Linked DNA regions of Homo sapiens: region 1 is linked to region 2. The links are chromatin loops, found by intact Hi-C in ENCODE. Cell type or tissue: heart left ventricle. All regions are shown on one strand. Region 1 overlaps CHID1 (chitinase domain containing 1). Region 2 holds the start of LOC124902605.

Region 1 (2,500 bases), 150 kb before region 2:
GGATGGCCAGACCCGCCAGGCCCTGACACTGGCTGACATTCCATCACCTCCCCACGGTTCTCTCAGTGTCAGGGAAAACCACTCCTGCTCTCTGAACTCCAAAACTGCCTAACACTTCCCCTGCCATTTCTCTCTGTCCGAGCCCAAACGCAAGGCGCAGCCACGTAAACTCGGGCAGACGTCATCAGGTCAGGATGTGCCATCAGGAGGCAGCCTCCGCCTGAACCCCACCTTCCTCCCTGGCATTGAATGAAAATCGCTGAGAGAGGGACAGAGGAGGAGAAGCCAATGGCCCGTGCCGTTTGCTGCCCAGAGGCTGCCTGAGTCATTGTAGAGCCTGTCCTGCACACGCCTGTGTGCAGCCCGGAAGTGCAAGGGAAGGCCACCCTCACAGCCACCTGGACCACACGCAGACCTGGGCGGAACACTCTGAGGCACCAACTTGGCCTTGCAGAGGGTCCCACCGTGGCGACCACCTCAGAAACCCCCTCTACCAGGCCTGCCCTGCTCCACACTCACCTTCCCACTTAGCACACCAGCCCACACCATGGGCCTGCTCTGCCGGCTGGGCCCCAAGGGGTGAGGGCGTGGTTCTCACAGTCACCACACTCAACACTCACACCCACTGTCTCACACTTAGACATGTCCACACCGACAGTCACATTCAACACACTCACAATCTCTTCTCTCCCACATCATCAGTCTCACACTTACACACTCACATTCACACTTAAATCACGCAGAGACACACACACACTCCCATACAGAGACACCCACAGAGACATACCTACTCACACACACACACCCCTGCTCTCGCACTCACACTCTTTTCAGCCTGTGGGGCAAGCACAGTCAAGCAGGAAGGATGAGAACCTTGGTCCACGTCGTGGAGGCCCGTGACCTCAAACATCTCACGGCCACGTCTCTTCAGCTGCAGCCAGACGGGTGAGATCTGTGTGAACTTGCTCCCAAAGACCTTGGTGACATCGTAGCCATGGCTGTTCCACTGGCAAAAGATGGAGACATCAGACGGAGGACAGGTGAGTGAGCACCTGTCTCACCATGGTGCTGTCATTCTGGCGCCTCTGGACGTGCCCAGGGCTGGCCAGCGTAGACAGATACCAGCCCGGACTGACATCAGCTCCTGGCCTGGGGTATCCTTCTCCTACTCTGGACTGCCACTCACAGCCTGGGACCCAGGCCACGACATCCCTTTCACCAAAAGTGACTGGTGCTTGTCTTAAGCCCCACCTGGAGCTAGTGCACACCACTGCTGCAGGCTGGCAGCTGGGAACAGCAAGAGAAGAGGAGGCTGGGTGTGAGAACCCACCCCTCCCTGGCCCAGGGTTGGCTCTGCACATCCACTTCCTGACCCCAGACGACCTGCGAGCCCACCTCTGGATTCAGGGGGAACCCACAGAGATCAGCACAGCAAGCCCCTGGAGAGACCCCCAGGGTCTTACACTCTGACATCTCCAGAATGGCATCTCTCCCACCGTAGCCTCACAGCAGCAGCAGCTCCGGGAGATCAGAACATAGACCCCCATCACTGACTGGCCAGAAGAGGCCATCACGGGGCCAGGGCAGCCCACCTGAGCCTCAGGACCTCCCTCTGCACTGTGAGGGCCCCAACTTACTGGAGTGACATAGCCCAGTACATCCCCAGCAAAGTGTCTGTCCCGGGCCTTTGCCGAGCAGTAGCTGCGATGCTCAAGAACCACACTCTCAGCTTTGAGGTCCGTCACCACCAAACCCCGGTCTTGCACCGGCTTATCTGAAAACTGACTCTGAAATAAAAGGAGTGAGAGAAAAGCCTCAGTCATCTGTCCACAGTGTAGAGCACAGAGCCCCACCCAGCAAGTCCCTTCCATTCAGCCAGCAGCCGAGTCTCTGGATCCACACAGTGCTGCTGACCCGGAGACCCTGTATGTTGAGGATCGAGGCCACAGCAGGCAATTCAATTCAGAAGCACTCTGGCCGTCAACAGACACTGGCCGACGGTACAGGGCCTTTCCCACCCTTGCTCCGGGCTGGAAGGCAGGCAGGCAGACAGACAGTTATGGTGGCTCCCTCCTTGCATGTGAGGGTGGACGGTCTGCACCAGCTCTGGCCACTCGATACCCATCCGGGCACTCCAGGGCCATACGCTTTGCTGGACAAGAACATGCCAGGTGCGCTGGGTGCATTGGCTCACGCCTGTAATCCCAGAACTTTGGGAGGCCGAGGCAGGTGGATCACCTGAGATCAGGAGTTGGAGACCAGCCTGGTCAACATGGTGAAACCCCATCTCTACTAAATATGCAAAAATTAGCCAGGCATGGTGGCGGGCACCTGTAGTCCCAGCTACTCGGGAGGCTGAAGCAGGAGAATCGCTTGAACCTGGGTGGCAGAGGTTGCGGTGAGCCAAGATCGCGCCATTGCGCTCCAGCCTGGGCAACAAGAGCAAAACTTCACCTCAAAAAAAAAAAGAAAAGAACATGCCAGGCACACGCCACCATGC
Region 2 (2,500 bases):
TCTTGACAGATGTTGTTTCCCATATTTCCTGGAGTTTTTTAGTTGCTAAATCCTGGCCTCTGCTACTCTCTTTGCTAAAAATGCTAGTCCTTGATGAAATGGAATCTTGATACTTTAATACAGAGTGGAACATAGTCACTAAATAAAACCTGGAAAAATGTAGAAGAGTAGCAGGAAGAGAACACACCCCAGCCCCGCGGTCCACCCACCCGCAGTCCCTATCGCCACCTCCTGGCTCTGGTTTCCCTGCTCGTGGGGCTGGGCAGCATTGCTGCAACTCTTGATTCGCTTTCCTGGGGCCACCATAACCAAGCAGCACAACCCGGGAGATGGCTCAGAGTCTCTCTGCGTCCTGGGAGCCTGAGATCCAGGAGTGGGTGGGTTGGAGAATGGTTCTCCCTGGGTCACTCTGGAGGACCTCTTAAGGTGGACTTCTTAAGGGACCCCCGGCTCCCACCTTGCCAAAGAGCCTCCGAGCCACACCTGCCTCCCGCAGGCCTCCAGTTGGTGCCCACATGCAGCCCCCGCCGTGGGGTCACCCTGGGGTAAGGGTCTCTCCTCCCCTGCTAACCTTCTGCTGGGTCTTGGCATCCCTGGGATGAACCCTCCTGGCCTGGACCTTGCCGGCCCACATCAACCCCCAGCCCTCTGCTCCTTGGCCTCACCCACAGCCTGCAGAATGTAGGTGAGTTTCCTGATGATAATATAATAATAGCAATGATGATGATGATGATGATGATGGCAATAACAATGATGACAGTCAACACTGCCGCGTGCCGGGCTCTGGCCCTTTGCATGTCTGGGCCGGCTGTACAAGGCACTGCTGGGGCTCCCGGGCTGGGAGCCAGGGACAGGCACCGTCACAGCAGCCAAGGGGCCCCCCTACCACCCCAGCACCTGCTGGCCCTGAACCAGCTGCTCCTTGAGAGCTTTGACAGACTCTTCCGCTTGGCAGCATTTTAATCTGCTGGTGCAAGAGCCTTGTCGCTTCCTCAAAGCCTGTGCCCATGGCCGTGGGCAGCTGCCTGTCCCTGTATAGGCAGAGCTGCGTCATGCCCTGTGGCCCCAGGTCTGGCTCTGGGGTTCTGGCTGGGCGGGGCCTGGAACCTTCTGGGAGTCACCATTGACTGGCTGCAGCCACCGGCTTCCCAGCAAGGATGTCCTCTTCTGTAGGAAAATGGGGACGTCGGGAGCATTCTCTGGACAGCAGGAGATGCATGTCGACAGGCTGGCCCTGCCTCTTCCCACCCCAGAGTGGTGAGTGGGGATTCTGGGGACTTCCCTGGCCCCCATGGGCCTCGCGTGTCCTGGTGCCCATGTGTCTCCAGTCCCAGGGTCGGCCACGGTGTGGACCCCTCCACTTTCCTCCAGGCCTGAGGTGGGGCCCGGGCGGCCTGTCAAAGAAGAGCCCAGCCCAGACCCTCCCCAGATCCCTGGGGGAAGGAGGCCACCAGGCACCCTGCCTTCCTGCTGCCTGTCAGGGTGAATCTCAGGGGACCCTGGTGCAGGAGGGGCTGGCTCTGAGCTGGACAGGCCTCTGGGGTTGCCCTGGTGGCCTTCCCTCTCTCTGGGTCAGACGTGCCCAGGCAGGGAGGGTCCAGGCCATGACAGAGCCGGGCCAGCTGGGGACAGGGCATCCCCCAGTGCAATCCTTGTAGCGAACGGGTCCTAGAGTGCAGCTGGCGGGACACTCCCGCCATCACTGGATTTACTGCAGGTGGAGACGGGTTCTGTACCCACGTAGATGAGGAAACAGGCACAGAGAGGGGGCAGCCTGCCCAAGGTCACCGGGGAGGGAGTGGAGAGGCTGGATGCCCTTGGGCCCAGACTGCAGCCTCCCCTCCCCGATGTGCTGCGGCCCCAGTGTCCTGGGCCCCATGTGGCGCCTGAGCCCACAGGTGTCACCAAAGGTCTGAGTTGCGGGGACAAAGGCGGGGACAGGCCCGAGGTGCGGGGACAAGGGCGGGGATGGGCCTGAGGTGCAGGGACAGAGGCGGGGACAGGCAACCCCTGCGGTTCGAGGGGTAGGTGGCCACACGTCAGTCCCTGGGAGGGCCAGGCAGGAGGTGGGCCCAGCGGGGCTGGGAAATGAGGGGCCAGTGCCCCCACGCTCACTGCAGGGGATGTGAGAGGGCGAGTGGTCGCTCAGCCACACCCACACCCGTGTGTACAGGACCCACGCCCGCCCGCCTTGCTGTCCCGCCCGTGCACGGCTCACACAGCTTCTCCCATTATTCAGGCGCTGCCGGGCCCTGCAGGACTCAGATCGTCCCTGTGCCACTTGGCAGGGTCACCCTCACGCCTGCCCGGTGGCCCCACCTGCCCCACCTGCCCAGCTTCTCTCCCTTCTCAGTGCTGTCTGTCCCAGAGCCTCCCATCAATGGGGCCAGAGGGCTCTGGCCCGGCTGTGGGCTGACTGTTCTCCCCAAGATGCCTGAGAGCCACCCGGGCACCGGACTTGCCAACATGCAGGCACACGCAGGCACACACCTGGGCCACA

What was found. A loop is a pair of places that touch in the nucleus more often than their neighbours do. Peaks named below come from ENCODE experiments on the same cell type or tissue, not always from the same donor. Only the 100,000 strongest peaks of a DNase experiment are listed, where the experiment ranks them.
Region 1: a loop joins it to region 2, with 4 times the contacts of the local background. A loop is called at or near these places in 14 of 110 quality-filtered maps.

What each region holds. Positions count from the first base shown.
Region 1 is chr11:901,325-903,824 of GRCh38, forward strand. It overlaps CHID1 (chitinase domain containing 1), which reads right to left. Exons shown (of 13, transcript NM_023947.4): 3 at 1,638-1,787; 4 at 874-1,006. Among named protein-coding and RNA genes, the nearest start is that of CHID1, 8.2 kb to the right of the region's middle. RefSeq lists a silencer at 2,096-2,266. In heart left ventricle, no CTCF peak of the experiment used is centred here; no DNase peak of the experiment used is centred here.
Region 2 is chr11:1,048,706-1,051,205 of GRCh38, forward strand. LOC124902605 reads left to right here and starts at 987. Exons shown (of 4, transcript XM_047427955.1): 1 at 987-1,069; 2 at 1,174-1,257. LINC02688 (long intergenic non-protein coding RNA 2688) reads left to right here and starts at 1,175. Exons shown (of 4, transcript NR_160890.1): 1 at 1,175-1,257. In heart left ventricle, no CTCF peak of the experiment used is centred here; DNase peaks (open chromatin) are centred at 1,506 and 1,956; H3K27me3 peaks cover 2,301 bases.